Linked DNA regions of Homo sapiens: region 2 is linked to region 1. Evidence: chromatin contacts called from ENCODE Hi-C or POLR2A ChIA-PET data. All regions are on one chromosome and are shown on one strand. The core of a region is the stretch at or near the end of the contact, and the rest is flanking DNA. Distances in the headings are between cores, read along the strand shown.

Evidence for each region. Hi-C counts contacts between places; a loop is a spot of excess contacts on that map. ChIA-PET counts read pairs that join two places held with the same protein, here RNA polymerase II (POLR2A). Pooled maps may share reads with other maps.
Region 2: a pooled map shows a loop between it and region 1 (5-fold over the local background). The contact joins the enhancer-like site here to the promoter of FIS1 in region 1. A Hi-C loop is called at or near these places in 18 of 168 maps with a recorded cell type or tissue (CD4-positive, alpha-beta memory T cell, CD8-positive, alpha-beta T cell, Caco-2 and 11 more), 15 of 37 single-sample maps with no recorded cell type and 28 of 50 pooled maps. POLR2A ChIA-PET finds 5 or more read pairs at or near these places in 17 of 52 experiments (A549, B cell, CD4-positive, alpha-beta memory T cell and 12 more).

What each region holds. Positions count from the first base shown.
Region 1 is chr7:101,242,359-101,249,470 of GRCh38, forward strand. It overlaps FIS1 (fission, mitochondrial 1), which reads right to left and starts at 2,723. Exons shown (of 5, transcript NM_016068.3): 1 at 2,602-2,723; 2 at 1,649-1,781. The coding sequence starts at 2,646. RefSeq lists enhancers at 2,367-2,416, 2,507-2,746.
Region 2 is chr7:101,287,885-101,294,663 of GRCh38, forward strand. It overlaps the pseudogene AZGP1P2. Among named protein-coding and RNA genes, the nearest start is that of LNCPRESS1, 8.3 kb to the right of the region's middle. RefSeq lists enhancers at 2,000-2,550, 2,685-2,794, 3,608-4,517, 4,518-5,427, 5,428-6,336 and 1 more. Within about 2 kb of position 2,732, at least 2 of the 41 ENCODE cell types and tissues checked have a DNase peak (open chromatin) inside an H3K27ac peak, as active enhancers do; they include OCI-LY7, where a contact is called at or near this core.

The sequences.
Region 1 (7,112 bases), core at 1,473-3,972:
ACTTAGAGAGGCTGTTTCTTCTACACCTACACCCTGCTGTAGAATAAACCTGAAAATCTGAATTGCCGAAGTAGACAAACATAGGGTAAAATTATTTGTATCTTTTAAGAAAGAGTCTTATTTTTATAGTTTTTTTTTTTTTTTTTTTGAGACGGAGTCTCACTGTGTTGCCCAGGCTGGAGTGCAATGGCGTGATCTTGGCTCACTGCAACCTCTGTCTCCCGAGTTCAAGTGATTCTCCTGCCTCAGCCTACTGCGTAGCTGGGATTAAAGGTGTGCGCCACCAGGCCCAGCTAATTTTTGTATTTTTAGTAGAGACAGGGTTTCACCATGTTGATTAGGCTGGTCTCGAACCCCTGACCTCGTGATCCGCCTGCCCTGGCCTCCCAAGGTGCTGGGATTACAGGTGTGAGCCACTGTGCCTGGCCATTTTTATAGATTTTCAATAGGCATCCTTTGCTAACACAGTCAGCATTCTGTATTCATAGATTCAACGAACCATGGATCAAAAATACTCAGAAAAAAAAAAAAGATAGTTGCATCTGTATTGAACATGAACAGACCTTTTTTTCTTGCCATTATTCCCTAAACAATACAGTATACTATTTACACAGCATTTACATTGTATTTGGTATTATAAGTAATCTACAGATGATTTAAAGTATATGGGAGAAGGTGCACAGGTTACATGTAAATACCATGCGATTTTATATACGGGACTTGGGTGGCTATTGGTATCTGTGGGGGTGGGGTTCCTAGAACCAATCCCCCATGGCTACAGAGGGATGGCTGTACACTGACTGTGTGCTTATAAATGATTATTTGAACACAAGGAGCTACAGAGAAACTAAGTGGTTAAGTATTGTGGCCTCTGACAAATGATGACCCACCTAAAACCAATAGGAAATAGGGTTCCCATCCAAAAAGCACTATCTGGCTGGACGAGGTGGCTCACACCTGTAATCCCAACACTGTGGGAGGCCGAGGTGGGCAGATCACCTGAGGTCAGGAGTTAGAGACCAGCCTGACCAACATGGTGAAACCCTATCTCTACAAAAAATACAAAAATTAGCTGGGCGTGGTAGTGGGCACCTGTAATCCCAGCTACTCAGGATGTTGATGCAGGAGAATTGCTTGAACCGGGAGGTGGTGGTTGCAGTGAGCTGAGACAGCGCCACTGTACTCCAGCCTGGGGGACAGAGCAAGACTCCGTCTCAAACAAAAACAAAAAACAAAAAGCACTATCTGCTCACAATTTTGTAGGACAGTCCTCTGTACCTCTTCCATGCCACAAAAGATTCTCAATAGCTGCTAAGCAACACGGTGGTGGTGTTGGGGGGAAGGGCATGGGCCTAGGTCTCACAAAACAGGAGCTTCTAGTCCCAATTCAGCCATTAACTGATTAGTTGGGTGACCTCAAGTCACTTTCCCAGATCAAGACAGTCCTGGGGGAACTGACATGCTACACTCTGTCTGGCAAAACAATGGTGGGCGGTAAGTAGCCAAAAGTTCACTGGGAGACGTCAAGCTAAGTATAGCCCTTGGTGCAGTAAATCTACCGGAGACAACTCAGAGGTGCCTGGACTACGGGGCCCACATCGCAGAGCAGCCCAGATGGCAGCGGGAAAGGGAGAGTACAGCGCCTCACCCTCGAGCAGCACGATGCCTTTACGGATGTCATCATTGTACTTGCTCCGCACCAGGCACCAGGCGTACTCAAACTGCGTGCTCTTGGACACCGAGCCTGCTGCCTTCTCAGACTGAAATTTCTTTTCAAACTTCTGCCACAGGGGAGGAAAGGAATCATTTAGAAATGTAGGGCGTCAACCATTCTCTATCTGGACATGCCATCTCCCTGGCTCTGCCCCTTTCCCTCGCAGGTCTCGGTATCTGGCACCCCAGCTTCTGCTATCTCCATGCCCGGGACCCAGGCTTTCGGCTCCTCCGGGCCTGCGGGCCAGCTCTTGGGACAGAGGCCCCCGGTCTCCCCTCCCCGCGGCGGTACCGAGCGGAGATGCCACCTGGTGGCAGCTCCAGGCACCGCTCCCGGAGCAGCTGACCCCGGCGGCCGAACAGTAAACACGCTGTCAGAACTGCTCAACAGCCCACGCGGTCCTCATTTGAGGCTGCTGGCCCCATCCTGCCCCACCCTGCCGGGCCTGGACCTTTTATTGTCCAGGAATAGAAGTAGTGCCTACCTCCTAGAGCTACAAAGACTGAGATCTGGCATGCGATGCCTTAGCACCGTGCCGGACGCAGTAATAGGTGACACCTTATGATGGTCACTGTATTCCTCCACCGCTGGAGGAGCGCCCTGAGCTCACAGCTCCTGCATGATCCCAGATCCCGTCAGTCTAACCACGGTCGGGCTCCAGGCCCGTAGTCTGAGGTGTGGGGGGCTCAGGACACTACAACTCCCAGGAGCCTCTGCGGCATAGCAGGCCCTCCGGGCAGGAGCCAGGCGCTGTGGAGGCTGCCGGGAGCCGTAGTTCGGCTTCCCTCGGCCAAGCCGATGCCGGGAGGAGGGTTCGGCCCCTACCTGACTCTCCTCAGGACCCGCCCTCCGACCTTCCCTTTCCCTCTGTCCGGGCCAGGCCTCACCAGCAGGTCCTCCACAGACACCAGCTCGTTCAGCACGGCCTCCATGGCCACTGCCCCCGCGAGCCTCACACTACAGTCTACTGTGCCACAGTCTCCATGGCCCAGTGGCAGGGGCGGAGAACCACTTCCGGCGTCCGGCGGATGCTGGCACGACCTGGCGACGCCCCGCCCCTTCCTCTCAGTTCAGCAGCGCCGGCGGGGCGCTAGTGCGCAGGCTCGGCCGGTCCCTCCAGCCCGCAGACTGCGCGCAGGGAGACCTTCCCCAGGTTGGTCTTCCCAGGTGCCTCAGCCGGTGCCTTCCTCTGTGGAGGCTTCCCTAGGGAAACTGGAGGCCATGTCTTGGCGGTTAGCCCCCAGGATGAAAACAGCAAAAAGAGGGTGGGTAGCTGACCAGAGATCACAGTACATTAGGGTGCCAAGCTGACGCCCCTCAGAAATCTAGGACCTTGGAGGCCACGTGACTATTCATCGCCTGCAACAAAATCTTAACTAGAACCGGGAGCCCGGCGCGTAGCTCACGTCCGAAGCCCAACAACTTGGGAGGCCGCGGCGGGAAGATCGCTGGAGGCCAGGAGTTCAAGACCAGCCTGAGCAACATAGCGAGACCCTATCTCTACAAAATTTTTAAAAAAATCAACCGGCGTGGTGGCGTGCACCTGTACTCCCAGCTACTGGGGCGGCTGAGGCAGGAGGATCGCTTGAGTCCGGGAGTTCGAGGCTGCAGTGAGTTATCGCGCCACTGCACTCCAGCTTGAGCGACAGAGACCTTGTCTCAAAAAACCCACCAACAGCAGCAAACTAGTATCGGGGTTTCTTGGGCCTCTGCTGACTCTCACAATGCAAGAGCAGAGGCAACTGGATCTGTAAACCACACAGCCACACAGGGGTAGTCATAGGAGACACTATCAACGGGAAGTTTTTCAAAAAGCAACGGCCCCATTATTGGCAGAGAAGGTCCAATTTTCAATATTATTTACATAAACCATTTTGGGAGTGCACCCCAGGCGGGAAACCTGCCACATGGGGTCACGGGCAATGGGGAGCTTAGCAGTGAGGAGCTATCAGAGCATGGGAAGGAGAAAGGTGTGGACACCTCTGGCTTCAGTTTCTGTGCAGTGAGGGGACTGGGTAAGTAGCAACTTTCAAATTCTTTTCCCCTTGAGTCACATTGGAGTGTAAGTTCCTTGAGGGCAGAGACTTACCTTGCTTATCCAGCATCTAGCACAGGGCTTGGCAGAGAGTGAGGGCTCAATAAATATTTGTTGAATAAACACGGAAAAAGCAAATTAATTGTAAACAAGGCACTGCACATGCAGGGGATAATCATCCAGACACCTTCCGCGTTTGCAAAGCCCCTTTAATTTTTATTATTTTTTAGAGACAGGGTCTCATTCTGTGGCCCAGGCTGGAGTGCATGCAGCGGCACAATCAGAGCTTACTGCAGCCTTGACCTCCTGAGCTCCTGTAATCCTCCTGCCTTAGTCTCCCAAGAAGCTGGGACTACAGGTGTGCACCACCACACCCAGGTTGTTTTTTGTTTTTTGTTTTTTTTTTCCGAGACAGTTTCTCGCTCTGTCACCCAGGCTGGAGCGCAGTGGCACAATCTCGGCTCACTGCAACCTCCGCCTCCTGGGTTCAAGCGATTCTCTTGCTTCAGCCTCCCAAGTAGCTGGGATTACAGGCGCCGGCCATCACACCCAGCTAATTTTTGTATTTTTAGCAGAGATGGGGTTTTACCATGTCAGCTAGGCTGGTCTGAAACTCTTGACCTCAGGTGATCAGACTGCCTCGGCCTCCCAAAGTGCTGGGATTACAGGCGTGAGCCACCGTGCCCAGCCAAGCCTCTAATATTTTTCTCCTCATAATAGTCTCGTGAGTTAGAAAGACAAGAGTTATTCTTCCCTATTTGGCGTGGATGGTTGAAATGACTGATACAGTAAGCTCTGTAAGCCTTGAGAGAATCCCCAGGTTGGGGAACTGGCTGCCCACTAGCATAAGCCTCAAGGGGAAAACTTCATGTTCATTCAGAGAAGTATACAGCACCTAATTTTGCCTGGGCCTTGGGGTGGCACAAAGGACACTAGGGCTGAGTGCAGTGGCTCACGCCTGTATTCCCAGCAGTTTGGGAGGCCAAAGCGGGTGGATCACCTGAGGTCAGGAGTTCGAGACCAGCCTGGCCAACATGATGAAATCCCATCTTTACTAAAAATACAAAAAATGCACCTCTGCCCAGCCGCTGTGCAACCTTCCAAGTGTGAAGTGACAGCCTTGTATGTGATCTTTCTGCCCTCCCCAAGTTTGCATTTTCAACATTAAAGTTTACTTTTTAATTAAAAAAAAAATATATATATATATATATGCACACAAAAAAAATTAGCCGGGTATGGTGGTGGGTGCCTGTAATCCCAGTTACTTGGGAGGCTGAGGCAGGAGAATCGCTTGAACCCAGGTGGTGGAGGCTGCAGTGAGCCGAGATCCCATCACTGCACTTCAACCTGGGTAACGAGAGCGAAACTCCATCTCTAAAAAAATAAAAAATAAAAAAGATGGACACGATATGAAGCAGGTGACTGAAAACAGGACTGAAGACGGGAGGCAAACACTGGCAGGGCAGGGGACACAGGAAGATGAAGGGGGCACTCCTTCTATTAGGAGGCTCCTTTTTGGGGGGCAGCCTGAACCACAGTCATGTTTATATTTGCTGCAGCCCTTGGTAGAGGCCTGGTGCATGGCAGAAGCACCATCAGGATTTGCTGAATGTCAACAAGGGATGAAGGGAGAGTGATTTACTCAGGTGGCTCAGTTGTGTGCCAATGAAGAGATCCGTAGTCTGTAGCTTTTCAAGTCTAGTTAGCATAGTCATCCACCTCCGACATAGTGATAGAAAGTAGTCCCTGTTAATTTTACACCCAATGGCTGAGCGCGGTGGCTCACGCCTGTAATCCCAGCACTTTGGGAGGCCGAGGCGGGCAGATCACGAGGTCAGGAGATCGAGACCATCCTGGCTAACATGGTGAAACCCCGTCTCTACCAAAAATACAAAAAAGAAATTAGCCGGGCGTGGTGGCGGGCGCCTGTAGTCCCAGCTACTCGGGAGGCTGAGGCAGGAGAATGGCGTGAACCCGGGAGGTGGAGCTTGCAGTGAGCCGAGATCACGCCACTGCACTCCAGCATGGGTGACAGAGCGAGACTCCGTCTGAAAAAAAAACCCTTTCATGCCTTCTCATTGCCCTTAAAACAAACACAGCCTTCAAGGTCCGTTAGGATCTAGCCATGCTTAATTCTCTTCCTCATCTATCACTACCTCTCCTGGTATGTACTATGTACACTGGCCCTATAGGCCTTCCTTCAGCTCTCAAACCCCTGGTGGCCACAGCTCCGCTACACAGGCAGTCCTCTCTGTTTGGAACATCTGTCTCCTCCTCCATTGCTTATTTGGCTCATTCATTCCCTCATGATTTAATTCATTCAAGAAATACTAATTGAGCTCCTGCTGTGTAGTAGGTGCTCAATTAGTTGCCTACAAATAGTAGCCTGGCACAGTGTAAGCCAAGGTGGAGCTTACATTTTCATGGGGAAAACAGAAAAAAATAACTCAACAAATAAAAGCACTGTGACATAATAAGACCTATATATTTGGGGCCAGGCCCGGTGGCTCATGCCTGTAATCCCAGCAGTTTGGGAGGCCGAGGCGGGCAGATCACCTGAGGGCGGGAGTTCGAGACCAGCCTGACCAACATGGTGAAACCCGTCTCTACTAAAAATATAAAAATTAGCCGGGCGTGGTGACAAGCACCTGTAATCTCAGCTATTGAGGAGGCTGAGGCAGGAGAATCGCTAGAACCCAGGAGGTGGAGGTTGCGGTGAGCACAGATCGCGCCATTGCACTCCAGCCGGGGCAATAAGAACGAACTCTGTCTCAAAAAAAAAAAATATATATATATATATATACATATATACATACACACACATATATATATTTGGTCTCTGCCCTGGTTCCCAACACAAAGGTCCTAAAATCCTTGTAATTTCCTGAGTGATAGAAGTAATAAGAGCATCTTTTTTTTTTTTTTTTTGGAGACAGCGTCTCACTCTGACCCCAGCTTTGACTGCAGTGGCGGGATCCTGGCTCACTGCAGCCTCGACCTCCCAAGTCAGGCGATTCTCCCACCTTGGCCTCCCAAGTAGCTGGGACCACAGGCACACACCACTACACCCGGCTAATTTTTGTATTTTTTTGTAGAGACGGGGTTTTGCCATGTTGTTCAGGCTGTTTTGTTGCCCAGGCTGGTCTGGAACTCCTGAGCTCAAGCAATCCGCCCGCCTTGGCCTCTCAAAGTCCTGGGATTACAGGTGTCAGCCACGGCGCCCGGCCAATAAGAGCATCTTACACAGAGCTCCAAAATCCCTTGCAACATCCTGAGTGACAGGAGTGCCTTTTCTTCTAATGAAGTGACTCGCTGGGCTCCTGGACAGCATCAGGATGAGGGCTGGTCACCAGGAAGACCAAG
Region 2 (6,779 bases), core at 1,482-3,981, 46 kb after region 1:
GCCTCACTCAAGGAAACAGGCTCTACTTTCATGCTGGGGATGATATTTCAGAGACCATTCTGTGTCTTCACTACAGAAGTTAATCTGCTTGGCACAGAAGAAGATAACATTTCTCAGCCTCCTTATAGATAGATTGGAACCATACGACTGAGCTTTGTCAAACAAGAATGTGACTGGAAGTGACTGATGTCTTTCTTCTGGTCCAAGACCCTACCACCTGGCTTTCCCCTACTGTCTCTTATCCCTTTTGTTGATGACTATGGAGACCACAGGATGAAACAGAAGAGTCCCAAGATGCAAACAGCCCGGATCCCTGAGTCACCCTGTGGAGGAGAGGAACCTTGCCCAATCTGCATTGAACTTAACATGAGAAATAAACATTTCTAGTCTAACCGGACAAATACATATAGTTAGAAAGTGTAGGGAGGTGGATTTACTAGAAAACTCAAGAAGTGACCTAGAATGGATCAGCATAGGGTAAGGCTAGGAGACCTCTCGGAATTCCTGGCATTGTACCTTGCAGTTTGGTACAAGATGGAAGTTGAGAGAGTGGGACATTTCCACAATTAGTTCCATAGTTAATTTAGAATATAATTTACACGAGTGTTAGTAACGTTGGAGGTCATATGGCAGATTTCTAATTTAAGTACTGAAGTCATTCTTGCTCATGAATTTCTGAATGTGATTAGCTTTTAAATCAGTAGACCCTGAGTAAAACAGATTACCCTCTACAGTGTGGGTGAGCCTCATCTAATCAGTGGAAGGCATCAAGAGAAAAGGCTGAGGTCCCCCAGAGAAGAAAGAATTTTGCTTCCAGACTACCCTTGGACTCAGGACCGCAACACCAACTCTTTCCTGGGTCTCCAGCCTGCTGGCTTGCTTTGCTGATTTAGGACTTTTAGCCCTCAGAATTGTATGAGCCACAAGAAATATTAAATAAAACTCCTCCCTTTCTCTCTTTTGTATACACACACACGTATATAATTAGTGTATATACACAGTGTATATTCATATATACATATATGCATGTGTATACAATGTATATTAGTTTTGTTTCTCTGGAGAACCCCGAATAATTAAGATTTTGGTGCAGAATGGGATTAATATTGTAAATGTGATTATTATAAAACTAACATGAAACACCTATTCTGACAACTTGTAAATGTCATAAATTTTTAACTCACACAACTGAGAAGCCATTCGCTTCCATGTCTTTATCCTGCACATTCTCATGCCACAGCCTCCTTCCCCTATCCTAGAAGTGACTCTTGATCTCCCCAAGCTCCCACTGTCTTCTTTTCGGGCCACTAGCCTTCCAGACCCACTGCAGTGGTGTCTGAGTGTGGGATTTGGGCACGGGTTTCCTTCTAGCACCATCCCTCCAGCCGACCTCCCTTCCCACTTTCCCCTTGGGGCTGCTCTCTCTTTCCCTCAGCGTCAGGCAGGTGTACCCAGCCATCGGAAGGAGGGAAGGAACAGGAGCAGAAGCAGCTCCAGGCATGTGGTTCCTGCTCCGTCCTGGCTCTCCACCCCAAGCAGGTCGCTTGGTCTTTGGAGTCTTTGTTTTCACGTAAACTAAGGGGTTTTAGATTCAGATTCCTGAAGGTCTTATTTTGGGTGAGGGCAGAGGCTCCCTGAATGCTCCTGGAAGTGTGTGAGCTGAGGGAGTTGACAGCCTTGGGCACCCGTTCCTGCCGTATACCAGGGAATCCCAGCTGCATCCAGCCCTTCTCCCAGCCATATGTCCTGTTCCTCACCTCCTTCCAGTCCTCTCCAGCATCCATCCTTTGCTTTCCCTACTCACCATCTTGGGTCTCCTGGGGGATAGCAGGACCCAGAAGGTGCAGCAGAGACAGCAGGACAGGCACCATTCTTACCATTGTGTCTGCTTGGAGGGTTCTGGGCCGGAGGCACAGGTATTATCCTGGGTCCTGGGGCCATGCCCAGGGGAGGTGAATCTACAGGCCAATGGGAGTACCAGGCCGGGCTCCTCCCCTGACAGTAAGAAAGAAGTATGCACAAGCCAGGCTGGGCAGAGATTGTGACCAGTGAGTCTATACACAGGATATGCAAATTCAGAGCTGAGACAGTTGATCTCTGGACTGAGGCTTTGTGTGTGCCTGGGGCGGAAGGATGCCAGTGTGTGGGAGGTGTGTGTGATGGGTGGCAGGTGCCTGGGATGTGTCGCCCTTCCAGTCTATTATGACACCCTCTGGGGTCACTTGGGTGTTGTCAGACCACACTTCATCTCTGCCTTCTGGAAAAAGCCTCAACATGTCCAGGACGTGGACCTGGGTAGACCCCAGCTGGGGTGGGACCCTCACTCTCCTCCCACACCCGATCCTGCCAGAGCTGTCTGGAGGACATTCCCATTCCCATCTCTCCCTCTTTCCTTTAGGTGCCTGTGGAATCCCAGCCTTCCATGATGGAAGCAGAAATAGCCGCATCCTCCTTTTGCAGCCTCCCTGGCAATAGAAGGAGCAGGTGTGCACAGGGTTTATGCTCAGCAAGCCGAAGCTACTGCCTTGGATATCGGGTCAAGTGTTAGGGAAACAAAGAGGGGGGCACAGTGGACAATGTTTTCTGGTGGTCTTGGCAGGGGTTGCAACTGCCAGCTCCCGGGGCAGTGGGGCTGCAGTAGCTGCGGGGGGCGTCTTGAGCTTCAGTCCCCCGGGATGTTGTAGATCCCGTGCTGTGGCCTCTGCTGCCCCCTGCTGGCAGCTTCTGTGTGTTTACCAGGCCGGTTGCTGGTGTGATTTTGACTGTTGCGCTCCTCTGGAATTCTGAGCCTGGGTTCTCCATCCTTTCTGTGGATTCTGAGAGCTAACCAATAAATACGTTTATTTTCTGCTTAAGGTCAGAACTGCGTCAGAACTGCATGACGTTTCTAGTAACAAATGCTCCTGGCGGATGCGGAGATTGGTACAAGGATTGTTTCCAGGCAGTAGTTACTCAGGGAAATGGAGGGCTGGGAAGCTGAGATTGGTTACGGGGCCAGATTGGGGCTGAACGCAGTGAAAACACAGGGGTCTTGGGGGATCCTGGCAGGCCTGGTGTGCAGTGATAACTTCAACAGTTGGCTGAGGTATCTGTTGTGGTAGATTGGAATGAAGTACCCATTGAAGGTGCTGACTTAAAAAAAAGTCACAAAGCCAGGCGCGGTGGCTTAAGCCTCTAATCCCAGCACTTTGGGAGGCTGAGGTGGGCGGATCACAAGGTCAGGAGTTCGAGACTAGCCTAGCCAATATGGTGAAACCCCGTCTCTACTAAAAATACAAAAATTAGCTGGGTTTCGTGGCGTGTGCTTATAATCTGAGCTACTCCGGAAGCTGAGGCAGGAGAATCGTTTGAACCCGGGAAGCGGAGGTGGCAGTGAGCCGAGATCGCGCCACTGCCCTCCAGCCTGGTGACAGAGCGAGACTCCGTCTCAAAAAAAAAAAAAAAAAAGTCACAAAATGGGTTATTGGGTTATTTAATTTAAAAGGAGAGCTTGGGTCAGGCTCAGTGGCTCACACCTGTAATCCTAGCGCTTTGGGAAGCTGACGTGGGAGGATCTTTTGGGGCCAGGGATTCTAGACCAGCCTGGGCATGGCAGCAAGACCTCACCCCTACCCAAAAGAAAAAAAAAATTAGCCAGGCATGGTGACGTGTGCCTGTAGTTGCGGTTACACAGAAGGCTGAGGCAGGAGGATCACTGGAACCCAGCTATGATGGTGCCACTGCATTGCAGCATGGGTGACAGAGTGAGGCTCAGTCTTTTTTTTTTTTTAGAGGGAGTCTTGCTCTGTTGCCCAGGCTGGAATGCAATGGCACAATCTCAGCTCACTGCAACCTCTGCCTCCCGGGTTCAAGCGATTCTCCTGCTTCAGCCTCCTGAGTAGCTGGGATTACAGGTGCCTGCCACCATGCCTGGCTAATTTTTGTATTTTTAGTAGGGATGGGGTTTCGCCATGTTGGCCAGGCTGGTCTCCAACTTCTGACCTCAAGGCTCTGCCCGACTTGGCCTCCCAAAGTGCTGGGATTACAGGCGTGAGCCACCGCACCCGGCTGGGAGGTCTATATTTGGGCTGAGTCCTAGAGCCTATGCTTTCCAGGCAGAGCCAACACAGAGGAAGCAGGTAAGGGAGGGGCTTTGTGTGGGGTTGGAGGTGGCTGCTGCAGGACAGGGCACAGCACAGCCACAGTGGCCTCACTCCGATTGGCTTCACTGGCTCTCACAGTACAGATCCCCTCAGGCAAGACCCCAAATGCAGTAAAAAGTAGATTCTTCTACAGCGAGACCCAGTGAGGAAACAGCTGGTGCACAGACTAGTAGAAAAATAAAGTGACTGGAATCACAGCATTGCAGACTCTGAGGCCAAAGGCTCCAGGGATTGGGTTAAGAAGCAGTCCTGTGCTGCTCCCAGGACTGTGGTGGGAGCAGCGGCAAAGTGGCAGTTCCTGGGACTGGGGCAGGCCGGGCAGATTCCTCAATCCTTTTGTGGAGGTGAAGGCAACTCCATCTTGGATGCTGATCGCCACGTTGACTTATCATTAACCCTAGTTCCGGGAAGGCCTCTGAGATTTTATTTTTTTGAGATAGAGTCTCACTCTGTCATCCCAGCTGGAGTACAGTGGCCCGATAGCAGCTCACTGCAACCTCTGCCTCCTGGGTTCAAGCAATTCTCCTGCCTCAGCCTCCTGAGTAGCTGGGATTACAGGCGCCCATCACTACACTCGGCTAACTTTTGTATTTTTAGTAGAGAAGGGGTTTCACCATGTTGGCCAGGCTGGTCTTGAACTCCTGGACGTCAGGTGATCCTCCTGCCTCGGCCTCCCAAAGTGCTGGGAATACAGGCATTAGCCACTGTGCCTGCCCTAGACTGCCTTTGTATGACTAACAGATTAGCCACAAGATTAGAAATTATGGTTTAGGAGTCATGCAGCTGGAGGCTACAAAATTCTGACCCTTCCTAACCCACTCCTAAAATCAGTGCTTGAAATTTTTTTTTTTTTTTTTTTTTTGAGATAGAGTTTCACTCTTGTCACCCAGGCTGGAGTGCAATGGTGTGATCTCAGCTTACTGCAACCTCTGCCTCCCGGGTTCAAGCAATTCTCCTGCCTCAGCCTCCCAAGTAGCTGGGTTTATAGGCGTCCACCACCATGCCTGGCTAATTTTTTGTATTTTTAGTAGAGGGAGGGTTTTGCCTCAGGTGCTCTGCCCACCTTGGCCAAAGTGCTGGGATTACAGGTGTGAGCCACCGTGCCCAGCCTGGTGCTTGAGATATTTTGCAGACCCTGCACTTGATGGATCAGCTGGCACCACCCAGATGGATAAACTGGCTCAACCATCTTGTGGCCCCACCACCCAGGAACTGACTCAGCGCAAGAGGACAGCTTCAACTCGCTGGGAATTCATCTTCAACTCAACCAATCAAAACTCGACTCACTGGCCTTCCCCCATACACCAAATTATACTTAAAAACCCTGATCCCCGAATGCTCAGGGAGACTGATTTGAGTAATAATAAAACTCAGGTCTCCAGCATAGCTGCCTCCGTGTGAATTATTTTCCAAGGCAATTCTCCTGTCTTGATAAATCGGCTCTGTCTAGGCAGCGGACAAGGTGAACCCGTTGGGCAGTTCTACTCTTCCTTGGGCCCCTCAGCTTCCTTGGACTTTGGGGATAGGTTTGCATAGACCTGCCACCTCGGAACATCCTTCCTCCTATTGTAACTGCCCAAGGGGTTCACCTTGCCCGCAGCCTAGACAGAGATCAAGACAGGGGAAGTGCAATAGAGAAAGATAATTCACCCAGGGCCAGCTGTGCCAGAGACTGGAGTTTTATTATTACTCAAATCAGTCTCCCTGAGTCGGGGATCAGACTGTGTTTTTTTTTTCTTCTTTTGAGACAGAGTCTCTCTCTGTTGGCCAGGCTGGAGTGCGGTGGCGCAATCTCTGCTCACTGCAACCTCCACCTCCCAGGTTGAAGCGATTCTCCTATCTCAGCCTCCCTAGTAGCTGGGACTACAGATACCCACCACCACGCCCAGCTAATTTTTGTATTTTTAGTAGAGAAAGAGTTTCACCACATTGGCCAGGCTGGTCTTGAACTCCTGACCTCAAATGATCCACCCACCTCAGCTTCCCAAAGTGCTGGGATTACAGGCGTGAGCTTTTACAGAGTTTTTAAGGATAATTTGATGGGTAGGGGACCAGTGAATGGGGAGTGCTGGCTGGTTGGTTGGGGTTTGAAATCACAGGGAGTCAGAAGCTGTTCTCTTCTGCTGAGTCAGTCCCTGGGTGGGGGCCACAGATCTGGTTGACAAGTCCAGGTGGGGCCATCCGGTTGATAGAAATGCAAAAACCTGAATAGCCATCTCAAAAGGCCGATCTTAGGTTCACAATAGTGATGTCACCTTCAAGAGTGATTGGGGAAGTTGCAAATCTTACTACCTCCAGAATAACGGCTGGTAATACTTAGAATTCCAGCCCTTCTTATTCTAACTTCATGGCTGGTGGCCTTTCTTTCATTTTACAAGAACAATTTAGCTTTGGGGAAAGGCTATTATGTTTAGTTTAAACTACAAACTAAATTCTTTCCCAAGGCTAGTTCCGCCTACACCCAGGAATGGATGAGGACAGTTTAGACGTTAGAAGCAAGATGGGGTTGGTTAGGTCTGATGTGTTTCGCTGTTACGATTTCCTTAGTTATAATTTGCAAAGGCGGTTTCACTGTGTTCCCACCAGGGGTTGTGGAAAGGGAAGGTCGGGTGTCAGAAAAGGGTCTTTCAGGCTAGA